Linked DNA regions of Homo sapiens: regions 1 and 3 are each linked to region 2. A link is a loop called in an ENCODE intact Hi-C map of the cell type or tissue named here. Cell type or tissue: CD14-positive monocyte. All regions are shown on one strand. Region 1 overlaps DOCK10 (dedicator of cytokinesis 10). Region 2 overlaps DOCK10 (dedicator of cytokinesis 10). Region 3 overlaps DOCK10 (dedicator of cytokinesis 10).

Region 1 (8,000 bases), 56 kb after region 2:
ACATGTTCTTACTTACTTATGGGATCCAAAAATGAAAACAATTCAACCCACAGAGAAAGGGAGTAGAAGGGTGGTTACCGGAGGCTGGGGTGGAGGGGAGGTGGGGATGGCTAATGGGTACCAAAAAATAGCTAGAATGAATGAATAAGGCCTACTATTTGATAGCACAACTGGGTGGCTATAGTCAATAATAATTTAATTGTACATTTAAAAATAACTAAAAGAGTATAATTGGATGGTTCATAACACAAACGATAAATGCTTGAGGGGATGGACACCCCATTTTCCATGATGTGGTTATTACACATTACATGCCTGTATCAAACCATCTCATGTACCCTGTAAATATATACACCTGCAATGTACCCACAAAAATTAAAAATAAAATAAAACAAAATAGAACTATGAATAATCACAGAGAAAGACTGTGCCTTAGAAGGCATGAGATAAAACTGAAAAGCTAGTTTCAGGCTAACAGGAGCAATGATACAAAATGGAAAAGATTGGTTACTGAAGTAAGGACAAGAAGGAATGGGCTAAAATCATGACAAAAGGCTCTTATATAAATAATAACATCTTTTCCTACTAAGAACTCTTAGATCATGTCAGGGCTTGCCAAAGGAAGCTGAAAAATGATGGTTCTTGAGGTTAGCAGCATATCTGGTAGGATTCAGGGGCAATTAAACTAGTTTTTTGATAAAGTAAAATAGAATAAATATGTTAAATAGTTCCCCCTATTTAATGGAAGAATGGAATGGAAATGGTTAGATTTCCATGGGAAATTGAAAATGATTGGAAAGAGCAAGCTCCTTATCTACCTTTAAGTTGCTAGCTTTCACAGCACCCCAGAGGCACAAGACCTGTCTTCATGGTACTTTTTGCTTAGGCAGTTGATTATTTTTAATGATTTCTTTTTTCTTTTTTTTGTGAGACGAAGTCTCACTCTGTCACTCAAGCTGGAGTGCAGTGGCGTGATCTCGGCTCACTGCAACCTCCACCTCCTGGGTTCAACCTATTCTCATGTCTCAGCCTCCCGAGTAGGTGGGATTACAGGCACCCGCCACCAGGCCCGGCTAATTTTTGTATTTTTAGTAGAGATGGAGTTTTGGGGTTTTGCCATATTGGTCAGGTTGGCCTCGAACTCCTGATCTCAGGTGATCTACCCGCCTCAGACTCTCAAAGTGCTGGGATTACAGGCAAGCGCCACCGCGCCCAGCCTTTTAATGATAATTTTTATATTAATAATTGTCATTTTTCTTTCTTTCAGGCTTGTAAATTTTATAGTTCCCAGTGGCATGTGGTAAACTACAAATATGAACAATATTCTGGAGACATTCGACAGCTACCCCGGTAAGAACCTGTTATGAGCACTTATTGGTCTTTTCCAAATATAGATGACATCCTCTGTTCTAGTCCTGCCATTGTTCATGAATACACGTACATTAATCTTCTGTCAAGGCACATTTTCCAAAATGTATAAGTAAGAGTCAAGATAGGACATTTTGTTCAACATGTGTAGTTTGCATCATCACAGAGTTTGGATTCAGATATAAATATACTCTGATTTAATTTTTTAATGTAGTTTTGACGTTCATTTATCATTGTATTATTATTCTGTGAGCTGTTTTTTCAATAGCAGGCACAAGAAGATTAGAAAAGTACCATATGGCCAAATAGTTTTTCTGACAATATTCTGTATAGCATTCATATTTGTTACTTGTTTCATGTATTTTCATGCTGGGATATCAGAAGTCATGAAAATAAACAACTTCCACAAAAGACATATATATATATATATATATACACACACACGCACACACACACACACACAACCAAAAGGAAAATAAACACCTGATTTTTTCCTGACTCTCAGGAACATAAGCCTTTGGAGAAAGTAATTTTGTTCTGCTTCTGCTCAAAAGTCACCTCCACAGAAAAGCTCACCTGACTACCTGAACAAAAATAGAAATTAATTCAGTGTCTGTTTCCCCTTCTAAAGTAAAAATCCCCAAAGGGCAGGGACTTTTCCCTGCAGAATCCCCTGCAGGCCTGTAAGAAGAATGCCTGGCACATAGTAGGTGTGCAGTACTATAATTACTTATTGGACGAACAAACAGAGTAAATGGCAAATTTTAAAATATAATATTCCTGGATGGGTTTGGAGTTGCTCATATTTAAAGAACTTCCTTGAACTGGTTCTACCCAACTCACTGGTTCATCAAGCTAAGATTATGTAAATAATTCAGAAAAACACTTGAAACAATCAAAAGTTAAGTTTGTATTAACACTCTCCTCAAGTGAAGCACTGATATGATACACATTGGATCTAATTTTTAATAGACACATGGTACAGAATTGGGAACCACTTTGCTATATTTCCTGTGGCCCCAGAAGCACCTTTTCAAGACTTGTATACTTGGAAGCATTGCTCTCAATTTCCGAATGCGGAATTTGAAAGAGGGATTATGAACTAGATTTAAGAAGGTGACATTTGATCTTGGATATGAATCGGCAGTAGCTGCCAACACAGGCATCTTGGGAAAGGATTCTGGAGAAGCAGCAAGGCAAAGACCCTGAAGTGGTGGGAACCAGTATGGTCACTTGAGTCAGGAAGGCTAGAGCTTAAGGATGAAAGGGGCGTAATAAGATGAAACCAAGGACCTTAGGCAAGGGACCCTGTGTGCCCTGGAAAGGAGCTTGGATTTTACTTTCATTGCAACAAAAGCCTTTGGAAATTTCAACCAGGGGTGTGGCATGATCTGGTTTACCTCTTTGAAAGAACTCTTGGGCTACTCTATGGAGAATGGGACTGCAGGGGTGGCAATCGAAGAAAAAGACAGGAGGAGGCCATTTATTTTGGGGTTTCATTACCGTGAAGAGAAAAAAAGTATGTCCCTTCTAAACTGCAAATCTTTTTTCAAAACACTGAACAGTAACGTTTACCAGATCTTTGAGCATTCTTTTTGACTTGAATCCCTGCTGATAGACAAGCTCTTGCAACTTCATGTTGGGAAGGTTTACCACACCCTAAGCTTTCATGAGTAATTGTTACATTCAGAATGTCTGGGTGTTCATGACACAGTTTTTGTAGGCACAACTGAAAAGCAAAGCATCTTTTAACATCAGGACTTCCTCTTTCTGAAAATAGTTCTGAGAAGTGGTTACAACTCGGAAGTTGGGAGACTGCATCTCAAGTTGAGAGGATGGAGACAGCCGTATTTAGCCATCCTTTTAACTAAATGTGTTCCCACCATCTTTAGGTCCATTACACTCTTCAGTGGCTGTATCCCCAAACACTGTTCATCTTTCCTTATATTCATGATGCTGTAAAGAAAGAAAGCAAATTAGAGATTTCACATTCACAGTATTCTTCCTCTGTTAAAACAATGGAGAAAGCATCTCTAGAAAAAACCAATCCCGGACATTATTGCTTAATTGCAATTCTCATAGTTTGCAAGATTAATCTCATGAGAAGAAATAAAAAAAATTAACTGAAGTATTGTTGAGAATTTCCCTTACTTTAACTAAAGAAAGTGGAAGTTAATACCAAGAAAGGGAAGAATCAGACTGCCACAAAGTAAGAAACTTTATGTATTCAAACTGAAAATCAGAAGTTCAAAAATATAACCCTTTCAGATATACCCCAGAACAATGAAGATGAGCACTGAACAGCAGAATTATTCTTTAAAATGATTTTACAAAGCTAAGCATTCCCCTCTAAAGACTACATGTATTTAGGTCAGTAATGGAAACAGACAATTTACTTGGGTCTTCCGAGGCTAATAGAAGTAAATCATTTTCATACCTCCTGGATTAGAAGAATTCTCCTATGTCTGCTACCAATTTAAATTGCTTATTTCTTTTTATGAGTTGCTGAGACTGCAAAATGAAAATTTGCAATTATAGAAAAGCAAAAAAAAAGGTGAAATTTATTCTTTAAATTTAAATGTGTATTATTGACTCTTAAGATTTTCACTTTTTTTATTTTTAAGCGAGGGTCCATAGGAAGATACTGAAGAAATAGATGACTTCAGGCTAGAATGGAAAATGTAAGCCTTTACACACTAGGAATAGAAATCAGCACTAACTTGGAGATCCCAGAAGAAAAAAGCAGCATAAAAATATATGATGCCACTGATTTCATTAATCCACTGGGTAAAATACAGAGATGTGTGACATATTAAAATTTTTTACCATGGTCGATTTGATAGAAAGAAGATGTAAGGAAGAAAAATTCATAAGAGTATAAATTGTGACTAAAGATCAAATAAAGTGTGACCAGCTTAGCTGGGCTGAAATAGAACAGTTTTTGTTTTTTTTTTAATAAAAGAGCATTTTTTTGAGTGTCTACAGTGAGCCAGAATGTGCTGGGTGTCATACATGCATTATCTCATTTAATACTCATAACCCTATGGAATAGGAACTGTTATCCTCATTTTATAGCAGAAACTCGGAAACTGAGAGGGAATTTACCCCAAAACTTACAGCTGATAACTGATGGGGCACTCAGGCATCCCACACTGGGTAATCCAGGTCATTTGGTCAGAGAAAAGAGAAATGAGGCTGCCTATAGTTATCACCAATGTCGGATGCAAACACCAAAGGGTAAGGTCTGGGATGAGCCCTTTATCTTGGTATCCCCGAGGCTCTTAGAGACCACGCAATGGTCCTGGGGGAAGAATTTTAAAGTCAATAGCCACAGGTGCTGATCTTTTCATGACCTTTAAAAGAGAGAAGTCATTGCATAGTAGCCCCACAGACATGTGACTGAGCTTGAAGATTGCTCTTTAAAGGCAGGAGGCTGTGCCTTGTGGCTTATTAAAAACCGGATTGGGAAATAAGAATCTTCAGTAGCCCTCAAGCCTCAGCAATGATCCAAGCACTGTCTGCCTTCCCTGCCCAAGGGCATTGGACAGGCCTCCCTCCCGCAGCCCTCCCTCCTGCACTGTTTCCAGCCCCTACAGCCTTCCTTCCTGGATGCTCCACACTTGGCCCCTCCTCAGAACCTGTACTCTTGCAGCTCCCTCTGCCAGGGGATTTTCTCCTAGGTCATCACACAACCAGCTGCTTCTCCTCCTCAATTTAAATGTTACCTCTCGAGAGAGGCCATCCTTGAAGAGTCTTTCTACACGTGGCCTTTGCCATTTCCACAAGGATCACTCATCGCTCTTCTCCTCTTTCTCCTCTTCGATTTTTTTCTTTTCTTTTCTTTTCTTTCTTTCTTTTTTTTTTTTTTTTTTTTTTTTTGAGACAGGGTCTCACTTCGTCCCCAGGCTGGAGTGCAGTGACACAATCTCAGCTCACCGCAACCTCCACCTCTCGGGTTCAAAGGATCCTCCTGCCTTAGCCTCCCAATTAGGTGGGATTACAGGTGTAGGCCACCATGCCTGGCTAATTTTTTTGTGTTTTTAGTGGAGACAGGGTTTCACTATGTTGGCCAGGCTGGTCTTTAACTCCTGACCTCAAGCGATCCACCAGCCTCGGCCTCCCAAAGTGCTGGGATTACAGCCGTGAGCTGCTACACCCAGCCTTGATTTTCTTAACAACCATTTTCACTCAGAGAAATTATCTTATTTCTGCTTAATTCATGATTGACTCTCTCCTCCCCTAGAATGCAAGCTTCCTCAGTTCAGGAACTTATTTTCTGATATGTGGTTGACATTATTGCAGCTCTTCTGGGAGCCAGGTAATATCTGGAAACTGGAATGTTGAATGGCAAAGGAGAATGGCCCCCAAGAATTAAGACAGTTCTCAATAATGCACTTTGAATTTGATCAAGCAAACTCAGAATTAAGAAAAACCACCAGTGAAGTGGCACGCTTACATTCACTACAACCCTAGCCCCAGATCTGACTTAAATTGACAGTCTCTGGTCTGCATAATTTTTAAAAGTGAAGATTAAGATCAGCATGGATGTGGCTAGGGACTACTGGGGTTGACTGAGTTTTGCTATTGACTTCGTTGGTATTCTTTGTCTCATATCTTCTGAGTTTTGCTATTGACTTCATTGGTATTCTCTGTCTCATATCTTCTGAGTTATTTTTGAATCATTAATACTTAAAGTGGATGTTTAAATAAAGTTTTATTTTATTAAAGAAAGAGTATGGAAATGTCATAAGTTGTAATATAGCGTTAAATATGACATTTGGGAAATTCCTAAAAACGTTTCCAATCATTTGTCTGAAGCTCTCTTCTCTCTTTTCTAAATCATCTATTCTTCAAAAATATCAGGGAAAAATCACTGAGAAATTTTTACTCAACCTTTACTTTGAGAATAGTTTATATGTATCTGTTGTACAATTTTTTATTATCTTTACTATAAAAAAGAATCAGTTCAGAAGACATCACTTTTGGTCACTCTATGTATAATTTCAACACTTTCAAATTTTTCACACATCACTTTAAAAGTTTTCTGCAAATTTTAAACCTAGGAAAAAGTTAAAAGATTGGTGTACAATGAATCCCACTATTCCCATCACCTAGAATGTGTCTTTCATGTTTTGCTGTATTTGTTTTATTACACAACCTGTCCATCCATCCACCCATCCATCCATCCATCCATCCATCCATCATCCATCCTTCTAGACATCTATCAATTTGGTTTATTTTTTGGTCATTTTAAAGTGGAATTTAAAACATTGACACACTGCCTCTCTAGACTCTTCGGAATGCACGCCTTTAAATACAGCTATAGATGTCTGCAGTTCATTTTTTCTCTTTTGATATAAAATGTACATACAAGAAAACATGCAAATTGTAAGTGAACCATTTGATAACTTTTGACCACAGTACACGTGTGCAACTCAAACCTCTGTTGAGATAACAGAACAATGTTATCACCCCCAAAGAGTTAACTACCACCCCTCCCTGGTTAACCCTCACCTCTCCTTTTCTCTCCCCCAAGAGACAATCAGTGCTCTGATTTTCATAACCATGGAATCATACCATGTGTGTTCCTGTTTCTAGCTTTTCTTACTCAGCACAATGCTTCTGAGTGATATCCACGTTGTTGCACGTATCAGTAGCTTCTTTTCCTTTCTGAGTAACATTCCTGTGTGTGGATCTACTGTAGTTTGTTTAGACATCCTCCAGTGACAGACACTTCTGCGGCATTCTGAGCTGAGTTGGTCATAAGTCACTAAATCTATGGGCTTTTTTGTGAAATTTATAGTCTATCTCAGTCATTAGTTCCACTTCTCAACTGGGAGATTTGTGAAAAAAACTTTCACAAGCATTTAGCCTTTTACATTGAAATTCAAGAGAACCTTACTTTGTTTCATCACATTTTTGTTTTTACATCGTTACTAGTTTGAAAGGCTTTCTCTCCTCCTTGTTTATAAGTATCTTGCGGAAATTTACATTAATGCGACGCCTGGCCTGTATTGTGATCCACAGTTATTGAGAACAAATACCTACAAAATTATTCTTTTGGAAGGAAGGATAAGCCATGCTGGCCAAAGAGGACAGAATAGGAGGTTCAGAAACAAATACCATTGCATCAAGGTCAAATGAAACTGATGGGAAATGACTAGCACGGGGCCAAATGTTGACATTCCACTTTCAAGTTTGTCTTTGTTGCCTCTTCCTTGGTTTTCCCGATTCACTCTTTTTTCATTCACTTGGGATGTTTCCTCCGTTCTTTCTTTACTGCTGTGCCACCATTTTAAGAATCCTGGAACACTCATCTTCTGTTCTCTGCAGACAGGGTACCTGGAGCAATTGCTCTGAAATCAACCATTGGAACCTTCCTCTGAATCTCAGGCAACATGTCACCTCTCACAGGAGTGGGGGAGAGGGAAGGGTTGTATTTACAGGCTTTATTTTTGCCAATCAAATTAAAAGGTGAGAGAGACTGCTTCTTGTTCAGAGCATGTTAGATGGTATTAAGGAGAAAAGGAATATTTTTGGTGGGGTAGCAAGAATTTCCCAGTGATCCTAAAAGAACTCTGTCTTCTGCTACTTCCTCTGCCATCCCATAAAGTTGACCCTGACCAAAAGAG
Region 2 (8,000 bases):
AATTATCCAAGCATTCTGCGATAATGAAGAAGTAATCAATGGCAAATGCCAAAAAGCTCAACAGGTTAAAAAACTTGGAATAAAGATAAAATGTAATAAGGAAGTAATAACTGAAGTGGGAAGAAATGAATAGGAGGTGCCTTACCAATTGCTCAATTTAGGACTTGTGAATCCTGTCATCATGTACATGTGTCTAAATCTTAAGCACTATGTTTCTGTTACTCTAAATTCCTAATGGTACTTTTGGGGCCATTTTAATGGAATGGATTCAAATGCATTGTCAATGAAAGCCAGGTTTCTGCCCCCCGGTTGCTTAGATTCAGTGATGATGCCATTTCCGGATTGGATAGCCTATCTAACTGAAAATAGTTAGAATTGAGCATGTTAAAACATAACATAGGCCGGGCGCGGTGGCTCACGCCTGTAATCCCAGCACTTTGGGAGGCCGAGGCGGGCAGATCACGAGGTCAGGAGATCGAGACCATCCCGGCTAAAACGGTGAAACCCCGTCTCTACTAAAAATACAAAAAATTAGCCGGGCGTAGTGGCGGGCGCCTGTAGTCCCAGCTACTTGGGAGGCTGAGGCAGGAGAATGGCGTGAACCCGGGAGGCGGAGCTTGCAGTGAGCCGAGATCCCGCCACTGCACTCCAGCCTGGGCGACAGAGCAAGACTCCGTCTCAAAAAAAAAAAAAAAAAATAACATAATTGAGCATTTAAAAAGGACTTTCACATAGTATATTGACTTTGTTTGCTGCCTTTCCTCCACCATTATTTTTCTTCCTTTCTTCCAACTTTGTTGAGCTCTCCTGTGCCATTCGACTTCTCACCTTTATTTCGACTTCTCACCTGTATTTCACTGCCAGTATTTTCCAGTAAATGATCTAGAAGCCAATTTTCCATTTCCTCCCACTCATTTCTTAGTCCCATTGCAACCTGGATCTCAGTGGTCAGTGGAAACCACAACCAAAGGCCAAGTGTCTTTCTCATCTACACCTTCTTCTCAGTACATCCTTGATGTTAAAATTAAAACACACGCATACAAAATTCGAGAATAAGACGTAGTAGACTGTATTTTAAAGACGTCCCCTCCAGACTGCCTGATTATTCAAACATGAATTTTCGTACAGCTGTGAAGGGACTTTGCAGTCATAAATTAAGGTTGATCATCAGGTGGCCTTAAAGTAGAGAAATGATTCCAGATTGTCCTGGCCTGATCACATGAGGCCCTGAAAGCCAAGGCTTTTTTCCCTGGCTACAGCAGAGAGATACAGAAGAAGAGATATGTTAGGAAGATGAGGCAAAAGGAGAAGTTAGATTCAAAGTGTGAGTGATTCAGCTGGCTATTTCTGGTTTAGAAAGGGTCCTTGAGTCAGGGGATGTGGGTGGCCTCTGAAAGCTAAGAATAACCCCTGGCTGACAGACAGCAAAGAAATGGCCACCTCAGTCCTACAACTGTAAGGAATAAATTTTGCCAACAACCTTGCATGTGCCTGAAGACAGCTTCTCCCCTGGAGCCTCCAGAAAGAGATACCACCCTGTTGACACTTAGGTTTAAGTCTTGTGGTTCTCCAAGCAGAGAGTCAGCTGAGCCGCACTGAATGCAGATTTCTGACCCATGAAAACAGATCATAAATGGAGGTTGATGTAAGCCACTAAATGTGTGGCAGTTTGTTACAGTGGCAATAGAAAACTAATACAGATTGCCAGAACTTTTTCTTAGGTTTCTGACATTTTAGCATTCAAATTCCCATGTCTCTAAATCATGGTTAAGTGTCCCATCTTACTTAATTTCCAAACATCTAGCCTCTTCTCTACTGAAAATGGCAAACTTACTTTCTGACTGGACACCATGGGACCAGACTTTGAATTCTTATATAAGAATATGTGAGACTGTGCGTTTTGTATGTACATATATGCATGCATATATATGTATATACATAAATACATACTTACATAAGAAATGACAAATACCCATTATGTTCAATAATAATAGTTTATGTATATACACAGATAGGAATCTTAGCCATTATACATACACATATATATATTTTGTTCACAACTCCAGGGACTCACATATATTGTTTCACAGCAACCCTATAAGCTATAAACTAATTGCTCTATTCTTACATATAAAAGTTAGGCAGAGATAAGTCAAATACCTTGCTGGACGTTATCTAATAGACAGCTGAAGATTTAAGCACAAGTATGTCTAGATCCAAAACTGCAAGGTCCTTAGTTTTCAGCCTGTCTATCTCTCACACTGAATCTTTTTAGACATTGCCAGGCCCTACATCCATCTCTGTTCAGATGCCATGCAGCACCTTCCTTAACCTCACCTGTCCAGGACATTGAGGCTCTGTAATGGCTCCGTAATTTCCCCTTTTATCTCTATGCCTTCTCAGTATTTCCTGAATTGCCCTCCATCTACCATATGTAAAGGAACTTCAAGACTGTGTTCTTAATTCTGTTAATCTGTTCTCCAAAAATTCAGTTTACTTTTAGACTTTTAAATTTAGTTATTTTCATGACTTTCTGCTCCACGTCTCCAGTCCTAACTTTTTCTTAAGTTCTAGGCACACATATAACAGCTGGACTTTCCCTTTTGACAATCTTCTGGATGCAACATTCAACATGTCTAAATCAGCATTGCACATTAAATAAAGGGGGGAAACCCTCCCTTCTTACCACCCTTTTTCCCTCACTCATATTACCCATCTCCTTCATGGCCAGTCAGAAACCTGGCATCTTTGAACTTCCCTTCTGGCTAAGACGGTGGGCTCAGTAGCTGGACCCCCTGGACTTACATCCCAGCTCTGCTACTGACTTTGGGCCAATTGCTTAATTTCTCCAGAACCCAAATATTCCTCTGTAAAACTGGAGTGGTGATAACAATGATAACAATACTTACCTCACAGGGTTGTTGGATGATTTAAATAGGTTCCATAAAAAATTTAGACCAGCATCCAGCACATAGTACTTGCTCAGTAAATTTCAGCTCTCATTTTTTATTTAATTGCTAGATCTTTATAATTTCCCTGAAATGTATGGTTATGTTTCTGTTGCCTAATTTTCTGTATTCCACCACCCTATGTTAATATCTAGATTAATGCAAACCATCTCTGGGTCAAATTATCTGCAATCCAGCCTGCATGTAGCTACCGAATGAATCTTTCTAAAGCACTATTGTAATTATAATTCAAAAATCCTTTAGTGGTTCCTCATGATTTCAGGATACAGTGGAAACTTTTCCTTATCTTGGCATTCAAAGCCTTCCATGAACTAGCTCCTGACTTCTACCTTCAATTGATTCTATCTCTCCTCTCCTATTTAACCCTGGGCAGTAGACAGGCAGATTTCTAATTTTTTCTTAAATATTCTGCTTTGGCCTGCCTTTTTGCCTTTGTTGTAACTAATAGTTATGCATACTATGTACCAGGCAAGGCAATGTGTTGATATTTTTAAGATGTCATTTTATTTATCCTCACCACAAACCTATAAGGTAGTGACTATGCTATCCCTATTTTACAGATGAGAAAACTGAGGCCTGGAAAGGGTGAGTGATTGGCCAAAGGACACACAGTTAAGAAGTGATGGATCCAGGATTTGAATCCCAGATGATTCTGTAATTTTAACCATTCTACCTTGATGCCTCCCCTCTGCTACATTTCCTTTCCAGCAGGATGCTTTCCTCTGCATTCATCTCTTTGATTCCCACCTATTATTCAAAGCCTACCTTAGAGATATCTTTTCTATAAAGCTTCCCCAGACTCCTTCAAACTCTAATGAACTCCTCTGTAGGATACAAGCTTCTTAAAACTAGGAAAGGTGTTTTATTTTTCTCACAAAGTTCAGTGATGTCTTGAATACAGTACTTAATAAATTCTGATGATTTATTGGTCTTGGATTTCTTTTCTAATGAACTTGGAGGCATCTCCTTGTAACTAAGCCAACAAATCTCTGATTGCTCCTTATTACTGGTTCTTGCCCATTGTCCTAGCTAGGACTTTTGATTAACAATATGTTTCTAAAACTAAAGCAGAAAAGAAATGTGTTGGAATGGTGTGGAGTGTCTCATAGAATGGTTGAGAAACAGGCTTGGTCTAGAAACGAGGAGAAGAAAGCCTGTAGAGGGCCCAGCGGTGCCATCCCATGGAACACTCCATGCCATGCTTCTGGATTTTCCCCTCCTTTGCATCAACACAGACTCTGTCTATCTGACATCCCCATATGCTGCCGGGTGATGCCTCTTTTTGCCAATATTTCAGGAAGCTATGATTAGCAGCTGAGGAAATGGAGAAATGAGTCATTCTCATATTGCAGAAGTTGAAAAGTGGGAGGAACTCTAGGATAAAGAACTGTGGTGCCTAAAGAGGAATAGAGGACAAAATAGATGCAAATATTAGACAGACAGAAAGTCGCTTAACAGTTTCTCAAGATTATTCAATGCTTTGTTATAAGACAGTATGCTGATCTTCTAAAACTGTGATTCAGAAATTTAAGGCACCATTGTTGGATGGATCCACAGATGGTTTTCAGAAGTTTGTGACTCTTGACCATGCATGCACATTTTCTGAGTGCTTATATTTTTCTGATGAGTGGGTTCATAGCTTTTATCAGATTTTAAAATGAGCTCATGATCTAAAAAGGATTATAAAATACTATTTTTAGCCATCAACATATACACATAATCTAACCCCAGGAAATCAGGTGATCCAGAGTCAGACTCTCATCACACCATATAAGGAAAAAATAATAAATCTGAAGATTCTGCATGTACTATAACATACCTGTTCATCTGTCAGATGTCAAAGCGTTACTTTGAGGGTGAAATCTGTTTAGCACTAAAGACATATGGTGGAATTTCTAAATATCAAATGACCAGGGATCAATGGACTTCTGCTCAGTGGAATCCTTAGTTTGCCTAACTAAGCCAATTACAAAGTAATGATATAATTTATCTCCCCAGCTGTCATTTTATAGCATCATGCTATTTTTCTGATTGGTTTCAAAAGAAGGTCTTCTCAGTCTGCATGCTAAGACAGGAATAATCAGAATCCCTTTTTCCCTGTCTGGCACAAATCACTGCATGACAAAGTAGAGACAGGTGAATGGCTCAGGCCTGGGGTACATGTGTGCCTATCAACTAAATCTAATTATTACTGGGGAAAAGAGAACAGCCTAGTCCTGTGGCCTCCAAATATTTCTGCTTCACCTAGTAGAAAAAAACTGAACATACTCCTATATTGTATATCTGTTTATCAATTATATGGCTTTTATCAATAGCTAATATTTCAAAGCACAATATATATATGAGACAAGGTTCATTGTTAAGCATAATAAATGTAAATCCCTAATTTATTCTTTATTAAACATATATTTAACTAATATATACTGAAAGCCTTTTGAGTGCCGCGTGTTCTAATCACTGAGGACCCAGTGAATGAAATGAAATTGCATGCTCATGGAACATACAGCCTGGTAGAGGAAGAGACCCTGAGTAAAACAAATAAATAAACCGTACAGTTGTGTTACGTGTCAGTGACTGTGATGGAGAAAATCAAAACAGGAAAGAGCATCTGGGTGGGTTTGAGGGGAGAACTGCACTTTTAAATTAAATAGCCCCAGAGAAAGGGCTTGAAGATCTAAAGATGAGGGAACTAACTCTGTAGCTCTTTGTAACTATTTGACATACAGATTCAAGGAGTCCATGTCTGTGTGCATTCTATTAAATAATAGTCAAGCATAATTTCTTTATTTAGATAGCCAATATACAAAAAATTCTAATATCTTCTTCTTGTTCTCTAAACAATCACTTTGGGAACTCCCCTCGGAAGATCACTTATTTAGTCTACACTTAACAAGAGCAATTGCTTTAAACACAATTCTCAGACCTCAGCCATATTATTACAGTTGACTTTTGGAGTCTAACCAGAATTATAAAGTTTGGGTGGCTGTTTTGACAGCCGTGGAGCCCTGTTGTCAATTAACTGTTCAATTCAATCTTGATTTGGTTGCACGGGTGGTTTTACATCATATGGTTTATTTAGCTGTGAACAATTCTCTTAAACGTCCAAAGTCATTTTGTGTTGCTTTATTGCAGGTGAAGAGGGAGGATATATGCACAAAAGCAGTATCTGAACAGCTGGTAGTTAGTTACTCACAGGAAGTGGTAACTTGACAGCTTTCCTTTCCTTTCTGTTGAGTTACATTCATGTAGCATGAGCATTTCCCTTTTTACCAAGAAGAAAGATTTGTTCAGCCTGGTGACGCTTCAGAAGAGAAGAGTTTAACGACATTGATATTTTGAAATATTTTGTGACTCAAATTATAGCAATACGATGAGTTTTCGAGGGAAGGTTTTTAAACGGGAGCCCAGTGAATTTTGGAAGAAGAGACGAACTGTGAGGAGAGTAAACCAAGAAGAAATCCACAGATTTAGTTCTGTAGGTATCCAAATGTCAATGTTTTGCTTTCCATCTTTCCTTCAATCCTTTCTTTCAAAAATGATTAGCTCTACAGTGGTATTCTAGCAGAGGCTGCTGGGTGAAGTCTTATATGGAACAGAAGATTCCATTTGGGTCCTAAATATTCTCTTTTACTTCCATCATTATTTTTGAAGTCACGCTGTTCTCAAACCGCATGTAACTCTTGTAAAATATATTAATAGAGAATTTAATCATTAAAACATTACTATAATATTTGGAATTTAAGGTGATCTTAGTATTATGGTACAAATTAAAATTTCTGAAGAAGTTATTCTCTTTATTAAAGAAAAGCCTCTAATTGCCTAAGGACTCAGTTGATGACATGTATATGGTTGTATTTTTAAAAAATTGTCATTGCTCTATTTTATCATATGCCACTAATTATTTATTTTAAAATTCTTAGAAAGAGCAATCCAAAATATGAAAGAAAAAGTAAATAAGCATTTGATTAATAGAGCCAAGGAGGACTTTAAAAAGTGATACTTTTAAAGGTTTTAAAGGTTAAAAAGATTTGGTTTTGTTTTGCTGTTAAAAATATTTCTGCCTTATTGTTTGCAAACAAAATGAGAGCTTGAAAACCTGTACTTATTACAGAACTTTACAGATCTATAAACTGTAGAATGTATAGAACTTTACAGTTCTATAAACTACTGACAGTTGAATATCAGAGCTGATTGTTAGAGCACTTCAGTGACTTTCATGTAAAGTGAAGGGCCCACTTTGTATGTTAAATGGTTGCGGCAATATTCCTGGGTAGCTTATTTTAGAAGAATGTTCATTTCACATGGTGGATCTGGCTTTGCTTGCCTTTTTCGGAGCAGGGTTTCTCAACCTCAGCGCTATTGTCATTTGGGGTCTGAGAATTCTTTTCTGTGGGGGGCTATCCTGTACCGTGTAGGATGGTTAGCAAATTCCTGGCTTCTATCCATTTAATGCCAGTGGCAATCCCTCCCCAGTTGTGATGACCAAGAACATCTCCAAACATTGCTAAACGTCTCCGGGAGGGTGATCACTGATCACCCATATGAAAACCACAGTTCTAGGGGTGAAAGATCTTTTTGTTCATAGAAACATCTTTAATATAGAAACAGAGATGGCTTTTCAAAAATATTATATATATATATATGCACACACATGCATATATATAGGCTCTTTATAAATATGAATAAGTACGTTGCCTCTCAATGAATAGAGGCCCTCTTTATACTAACAATTAGTTGACGGTAACTTGATATGAATAGAGTTTATTAGAGGTCTGCTCAGAGGGTTGGTACTGTGTTGTTGTTTGTTCAGTTTCTATCTCAGGAGTGTGTGTCTGCCATTGGTGAATACATGCAGTTGAGCCCCTACCCTTGTTCACATTAAATGTAGCTCTAATCTTTCCACTGGGTATTTCATAACTGGAATATGCAGAGTCCTGGACCTGACCTCTTTCTCCCCATTGGTCAGAAATAAGAGCCTGGACCTAACCACTTCCTCCCCACTGGTCAGATATATCTTCCCTACTGACTCCA
Region 3 (8,000 bases), 66 kb after region 2:
TCACATACAGATGACACAGAAATGACAATGAAAATATCACTACTTATTAAGTAGTGATTCCACCTACAAATGTGGGGGAAGGAAAATAGAAACTCCCCAACCTTTCAAATTGTCCTGCTTGCCTACATCTAACTCAAAAAGATATGTGTAAGTTTATGTAATTAGAAGGCCAAACGCCAGTGGCTCATGCCTATAATTCCAGCACTTTGGGAGACTGAGGTGGGAGGATAGTTTGAGGCCAGGAGTTCAAGACCAGCCTGACCAACATCACAAAACCCCATCCCCACAAAAAATACAAAAATGGTGGTACATGCCTGTAATCCCAGGTACTACTTGGGGGGGTGTTGGGGGTGCTGCATGCAGCATGAGAATCGCTTCAACCCGGGAGGTGGAGGTTGCAGTGAGCCGAGATCATGCCACTGCACTTTAGCCTGAGCGACAGAGTGAGACTGTCTCAAATATATATATATAATTAGTAACTCCATGGTTTAAAATAGAGATTTATATACTGGAGATAAGATATCATGGCAGAGGAAAGTTAATACTTTCAAAGGAAATGAGACACTCAAAAGATTACATTATTTTACAGAAATTTGTAAGAACACCAGCACCATAGTTGTTATTGTTACCTGGGGAGCAACTTAAAATGAAAGCTGTCTCCAATGACAAATCAGAATCTTTTTTTTTTTTTAATATCAGAGCAGAATACAAACCAGAGAAGCTTCCTTCACATTCCTTTGAGATTGACCATGAAGATGCTGATAAGGATGAAGTAAGTAAATAGTTGAAAGTGAGATGTTTAAAACATGAGGATAATTAGTTTCTGTCTTGCACTGAAAGTTTCGAGTTCTGACCGGTTTGTTGTAAGCTGTAGTAGCTGTTGGTGGTAGGGCTTTTAGTCAAAATGAGTCACGTTTGTTTTGAAATTGAACATGCTTATTTAAGATGAGTCAAAGAGAGGAAGAGGAGTCTCTTTTTTAAATGCAGTGTCTAGGATCTAGGATCCACAAAAGATGGCTGTCATGCTACTATGCCTTTCCTACAGGATACCACTTCCCACTCGTCTTCCAAGGGGGGTGGAGGAGCGGGAGGAACTGGTGTTTTCAAGTCCGGCTGGCTCTACAAGGGGAATTTTAACAGCACCGTGAACAACACCGTTACTGTTCGGGTAAGGAGATATCAAGACTCATCTTTATCTCTGTCACCCTTCTTAACACTCCCTCCTCTGGTCACAGCACAGAAGAGAGCCATTTGCATTGAGTTTATGTTTCATATAATATTTTATTTATGAGGAAGTAGGATGCTCTTCTCTAGAAAAATGTCCTAGAAATATAGCACTCCTGAAGGAATTAGAATAATTCTAATTTCTATGAGTAATAGCACATTACAATTTGAATATCTCCTTATATCTTTTCCTTTATTTAGTCATTCAAAAAGCGCTACTTCCAGCTGACTCAGTTACCAGATAACTCCTACATTATGAACTTTTACAAAGATGAGAAAATATCCAAAGAACCCAAAGGATGCATCTTTTTGGATTCCTGTACAGGAGTGGTGCAGGTGAGTAGACATCCCTTTTCCTCCTTGGGATTTTTTTTTATTTGAAAAGTATATTTAACAAATATTCATGGAGTATCTGATATGAGCCAAGAGCTGCTCTAGATTCTAAGAATTCTGTGAAAAACAAGGCAGCCTGGATCTCTACTTTCACAAATCTTACTTTCCAGAGAGAAAGAAAAACAGGAATTAAGCAAAGACATGAATAAGCAGAATGGAATCAGCTGGTAAATTTTTCAATAAAGAAAATAAACAGAGAAACAAAAGGGAGACAGAAGAGTGGTGAGGTTGAAAAGGAATATTAATACTCAATAAGGGAGAAGAGCATTTTTGAAGAGAGATCATTTGATCTACAGACCAAAGAATGAGCAGAGGGCCAGGCGCAGGGGCTCACACCTGTAATCCCAACACTTTGGGAGGCCAAGGCGGGTGGATCACTTGAGGTCAGGAGTTGGAGACTAGCTAGGCCAACATGGTGAAACCCCATCTCTACTAAAAATACAAAAATTAGCCAGATGCGGTGGCACAGGCCTGTAATCCCAGCTACTGGGGAGGCTAAGGCAGGAGAATCACTTGAACCCAGGAGGCGGAGGTTGCAGTGAGCCGAGATCGTGCCACTGCACTCCAGACTGGGTGACAGAGAGAGACTCTGTCTCAAAAAACAAACAAACAACAAAAAAAGAATAAGCAAAGGCAGCAAGTTCAAAGGCCCTGCGGCAGGGGCAAGTCTCAGATATTCAAAGACAAGCAGATAATTAGCACCCATGTTTGCTGCCATGTAGAGAACCCCTGAGATAATGAAATTCAGTAAAATAATATGCAAATGACATGGTATTAACATACGCACTTCAAATATGTTATTTTATAATTAAGTAATAATGATAGAGTAAGTTGACAGTGTACATATGCAGCATCTTTCTTCTAAGAGGTGGCTGTCTTCAAAGACAAGGATTCCACTGATTCCAGAGAGTCTAATTTCAGAAGCAGACATAGTGCTTTTAACAAATAATGTTCTCTATAAGCTCTTGGTCTTCAAATTATTGTCCTTAGTATGAAATTCAGCACGGGCCACTGTGGCAAAGGGAAGCAGAATAATTCCATAGACCCCATTTGGACATTTGGCTTTCGAATCGCTGCTTCCTACTCTGATGAAATAACTGACCTTATTCCCTTTTATGTAATCATGGGAGCAATCAAAAGTGTTTTAGCAACCTTCCCTCAAATTTCACAATGGCACTGGCTCACTGAGGTCCAGGACTCTATTTCTGGTCACAGGCCAGTAGAGAAGTACTTTCTGTTACCCTCAAACCTCAGCATTCACCTAGCTTGTTACGAGCTGAAATTACATCACAGACCACTCCTGGAGGCCCTTGGATATGTGGATGCAAGTAGAGTTCTCTCCAGTCATTTAGTCCCGGCCTATTTCTGGATGGTTTATCTGTTAAAATCTGGAATTCTTCCAGGAAGTAATAAAGCTGAACTTTAAAAGGAAAAAATTAACTGTTTCTGAGCACTCTGCTGCAAGTGAAAGATAATTGCATTTTAACACAGATGCCAGCTTTCCATATGGAAAGGGCAATAATGACCTTAATGGAGGGTGGAGGCTATTTTCTACTGTTGGTCACAAAGGACACCTTTTGGCCTTAGAAACATGAAGTAAAACGTTAGCAGTAAAGATCAATAACTGCATTTTATAGACATTGAGCAGAAAATGTTAAATATTATCCTTTCCATTTGTACTTGAAAGCTTTCTCTAGCAAATGAGTCATCATTTTTTAAGAAGTACCATTGTAGTCTTTTGTTATATATTAAGTTTGCAGAAACCCAGGTTAATATGCAATATTTTTCTTCTTCAAAGAATCATAGAACTTATTGCTCTAATCTGACCTTCCTATGGAGGAACTGCTTCTCCATCATCTCTTACTTAGATTGTGTTTCAGTCTCTGCTTAAACATTGTCATGGAAAAAAAGGAGTATTGAAGGGAAAACACAAGCTTGGGATTCATGCAAGTCCGCATTCAAATCCTAGTTTTACCATTTACTACCCAAAGACTTTGAGTAAGTTACTTGACCAATTTGATCTCAGGTTCCTCATCTGTAAAACTAGAACAATGTGCTAATATGTGAAAAGAACTGGGAGATAGTGTATTTAGCCTTTCTCCCCTAATTCTTCCATTAATTTCAAAGGTCACAACCTAGGATATAGACATTCCATTATGGGAAAGTCTTCCTAGAAAACCTTGATTTACGTTCCGGATATTTTTTCCTAAGTGTGTTAATTTATCTATGTCTTTATTTATTCATTAACCTACTGATTCATTCAACAAACCCACTTAGTGCCTATGACATGCTAGAAACTACACCCAGGTGTGGGGAAGTCAATTCTTTATTGAAGTCAGAATCAGAGAGGGGCATCGCTACTTGCTCACTATCACACGATATCTCGAGAGCGATGATGGAGGTATGAATGGCAGAGACCATGGAATGCTCTGGGAACATGAAACAATGATGAACTCTTTCAGCTCAGGCTGTAAGTCTGTACAGAAAAAGCTGGGCCTGTCTATAATATTCCCCAAGGTAGATTTGGCATATGTATCTTTTAAAGAGTTCACCTCTATCCCTGCATTTATATTCCTCTTCATCAAGAAGCTTTATCCAGTATTCTCTACATCCTTTGTAGAGGCAGGGACCAGTTTCTTGGGATCACTCTGGGGAGACAAAACCTGGGTCACTTGTCACTTTGTGTGTGGGTCCCAGTTCTTACATATTTGCTTATAGTTCTTCCAGATGTGTAAGTTTTTACATCTGGAGAGAATTTGAGTGAAATAGTGCCAGTTTAACCATAGTTCTAGTAAGCTCTCAGGCATGAAATGTGCCTGAAGATGAATCATGTACACACAAAAGCACAGAGCAAATGAATAACTAGGATGAATCAGACCAGTTTTATGAAGAATCATTGCCAGGTTCCGTTGAATCAAACAAAAAAGAGGAACAACGTCTCTGCCTCAGAAAGTACTACTTAGCATCCAGCATTCTTAGGGAGTTCAAGTTCATTATAATCTTTAGTGAATATGCCATTTCAGTTTGATTCATTCAGACTTAATCCATATCATCGTTTTCCTTAGAATACTTTGGAATTCTTAGACGTATATTACAAGGGTGGCTCAAGTAGAGAGAAACTCCTTCCCAGCTTTCTCAGAGACTTTAGGTAATGTTTATGACTGACAATTTCCTGAATCTTGGCCAAAAAAAACACAAAACAAAACAAAGCCTAATCATGGTTTTCTATTTTTTCATAATATCATCAAAGAGTATTAGATATTTTTTATGGGCCTATGCTCCCAATCTGGAAAAGAACTTGGTTTTTGCTGCTTCAAGTTTTTTCTTCTGGGACTAAGAGATATTTAGGCCTGTGTTATCCTATCTTGTTCCTTCAGTTCATGTATTCATTCATTCATTCTCACATTCATTCATCTATCCATCCATTCATTCCAGGTTCTGCCACTGTAGAAGAGAATGAACAGCCCAAGAATCTCATCTGTTTTAGGTCCCTATCTCAGCAATGATAATAAGCTGATGTCACTTTAGACAGGCTTACATGGGTGTGGACAGTGTGGTGGACAAGGCTCATTTCCTTGAGTCTGCCACCATGTGGATATGGGTTCCAAGACAGTGGCTTCATGTGACTAACCAAAGGCTAGAAATGCAGATACCTCCTGTAGGTCAAGCAGCCCCCTGCATGCATGAAGAGAGGCCAGGTGTGAGAAACAGATGCAGCTTGGACTATGTAGACGTGGAGAATGCCTGCCTACAGAAAGCAAGTCATATTGGGAGCAGGGGAAAGAACATTACAAGGAAAACAAATCTAGAAGCCAAATATGACCCGTAAGCCTCGCATTAGCAACTCAAGTTCTGAAAATCTCACTTCCGAGAACAATAAGAACCAAAATTATACTTGTGGTTTTCTTCATCTAATATATTATTTGACAGCACTTGATGGAACATGAACTATGATTGTTCCATTTATTAAAATAAAATTCAGAGAGGTAGAGTGTCTTTCACAGGTCACAGAGCTAATGAATTGCAAAGTTTAACTTGAGGCAGAGGAATGTCCAAAATTACAGACAGATGCCCAAAGAAATGATGTATTATCATATGTAAAGTAGGCATACCCACATACATACATTTATTCTACCTACATAAGCTATGTGGGCAGAAAAAACACTACAAAGATATGTTCATGTGGAGCTTTAAGCAGTGAATTTTAGATATGGGATTCATTTCAGCAAATACTAGTATATATTGGAAAACTTGCAATGTGCAAACCATTGTGAAAAGAGCAAACTCTGAAAATAGGTGTGGCTCATGTCTTCAAAAAGCTTCCAGGATGTGGGAAGGATGCACAGAAAAAAAAACAAAACAAATATGGTACATGCAAAGAAAACAAGTAACACACTTCAAGCAATAAGTCCTGATAACATATGCAAGAATGAAATTACATTTATCACTGCATGATGCCATATCATATTACACACCTATTATATACATATATGTGTATATATATGTTACATATGTTGTCTTTCTGCTTATTTGCTTACTGACATTTCATTACACTAGAAGGTAAGTTCAATGAGGGAAAGCACTTTACTTGAATTTTTTCAGTTCTGTGTGACTGAAACATAGGAGGTACCCATTTAATTTTCACTGAATGAATGAACAAATAAACCTACAGAGAGTGGAGAGGATTTCATGGAAGGGAGCCATCGATACCAGAAACCTGGATTTGATGTTGTATGATTCCCTTAAGACTCTTCTTTTGTTCCTGCAAAATTCTATACAAGATACTAGCCACATAATAGGTATAATTAAATATTTGATTTGGGTAGCTTCCCTCTTTGATATTCAGTCCACCATTGGCTTGAGTGATTTTCTTGGAGTATCTACAGTTTGGAACTTTTTCAGATGAACATTGTGGAAGCAGAACAGTTTGCCACAACTCACTAAACATATCATGACAATAAGACATATTCACAGGTTCCTACTATTTATGAAGTCATGTAAATATACTATGGTAAGGTTGACTGAACAAAGTAGTTGCACTGGCTGCAAAGGACACTGATATATGAGAAATAGAGGAAAATTTGGGGGAGCAAAAACAAGAATATGATTACTTCTTGATTACCATTTTAATGACTTAACAATCATACTTCAAAATTATTAAAACTTCCTATTGAAATATCCCATTGATTTTCAATTTTTGCCCTTTTTGCTATTCTATATGACATTATCTTTGAGATTACAGACAGCAAGATCGAAAACCACTCAGACATCTTAATCTTTCCCAACATAAGCTTCTCTGGGCTGCAAATGGTTCTATTTCTCTTGAAATAGAAGAAGGTAATTTAGTTCTTGAGACATTTCAAATCGAATATTTATTTTAATTATAAATGTCCCTTTTTGAGAAACAAGATTGTAATACTTTGCTCAAATTTTTAAGAATATTTGTGATTATATTGTTGAAGCCGGCAATCATATTTAATTCATTTGAAGTACTGAATGCAGTTTAGACAATCAAATCAACTCGTTTATATTTTGTAATGTTTCATTTCAAAATTTTGTTAGTGTTCGGCATCTTCATTCGAAAGCAGGTTGCAACTCAATCCACCTTTAATTTGGACCCAATATAAGCATTTTAGGTTGCTTTTTATCTCCCTTTTAACATTATTTGCAGCATCAAATTCATCACTCAAATTCTTTCATTTGTTTGTTTTCAAGATAACACTGAGATTTGCTTGCATTTTTCTATAATCAAATACTTAAAAATGTCCTTGCAAAAGTTGTGCACCAAACTCTGGACATTTACAGTTCTTTTATGAGTGTCTATTTCTTTCTTTTTTAATTTTTTTTTTTATTTTGAGACAGAGACTCGCTCTGTCACCCAGGCTGGGAGTGCAGTGGTGCAATTTCGGCTCACTGCAACCTCTACCTCCTGGGTTCAAGTAACTTTCCTGCCTCAGCCTCCCAAATAGCTGGGAATACAGGCATGCACCACCATGCCCAGCTAATTTTTGTATTTTTAGTAGAGACAGGGTTTCACCATGTTGTCCAGGCTGGTCTTAAACTCCTGGCCTCAAGTGAGCTGCCCGCCTTGGCCTCCTAAAGCGCTGGGATTACAGGAGTGAGACACTACGCCCAGCCCTGAGTGTCTATTTCTATTCCTGTTGTTTTTTTGAAGGAAATTGTGCTGTGATAGAACACCTGTCTTTCCTTTTATACCTGCTCTGCAGCCATCTTGTCTTTGCCCTTAGACTGTCCATCAGTGAAGGTCGCAGGTGATTTTGTAGCCCTTCTTCGTCAGAACATCCCAGAGCTGTGTGTGAGGACACGTGGAGGACATCTACCCCAGTCCTCCTGGGGAGAGTGGGGCGTCTAGGAATTTGCCT

The links. Peaks named below come from ENCODE experiments on the same cell type or tissue, not always from the same donor. Only the 100,000 strongest peaks of a DNase experiment are listed, where the experiment ranks them.
Region 1: a loop joins it to region 2, with 2.2 times the contacts of the local background. A loop is called at or near these places in 6 of 110 quality-filtered maps.
Region 3: it touches region 2 in a loop (5-fold over the local background); 6 of 110 quality-filtered maps call a loop at or near these places.

Annotation. Positions count from the first base shown.
Region 1 is chr2:224,889,645-224,897,644 of GRCh38, reverse strand. DOCK10 (dedicator of cytokinesis 10) reads left to right here. Exons shown (of 56, transcript NM_014689.3): 4 at 1,268-1,350. Among named protein-coding and RNA genes, the nearest start is that of MIR4439, 120 kb to the left of the region's middle. RefSeq lists an enhancer at 4,409-5,035. In CD14-positive monocyte, no CTCF peak of the experiment used is centred here; DNase peaks (open chromatin) are centred at 3,094, 4,804 and 7,034; H3K4me3 peaks cover 1,350 bases; H3K27ac peaks cover 4,012 bases.
Region 2 is chr2:224,945,291-224,953,290 of GRCh38, reverse strand. The region is part of intron 1 of DOCK10 (dedicator of cytokinesis 10); the gene reads left to right. Among named protein-coding and RNA genes, the nearest start is that of MIR4439, 61 kb to the left of the region's middle. In CD14-positive monocyte, no CTCF peak of the experiment used is centred here; DNase peaks (open chromatin) are centred at 150, 1,360, 4,230, 6,220 and 1 weaker place; H3K4me3 peaks cover 5,403 bases; H3K27ac peaks cover 7,770 bases.
Region 3 is chr2:224,879,231-224,887,230 of GRCh38, reverse strand. It overlaps DOCK10 (dedicator of cytokinesis 10), which reads left to right. Exons shown (of 56, transcript NM_014689.3): 5 at 700-772; 6 at 1,046-1,168; 7 at 1,426-1,560. Among named protein-coding and RNA genes, the nearest start is that of MIR4439, 130 kb to the left of the region's middle. RefSeq lists an enhancer at 1,009-1,058. In CD14-positive monocyte, no CTCF peak of the experiment used is centred here; DNase peaks (open chromatin) are centred at 900, 2,790 and 4,490; H3K4me3 peaks cover 922 bases; H3K27ac peaks cover 5,486 bases.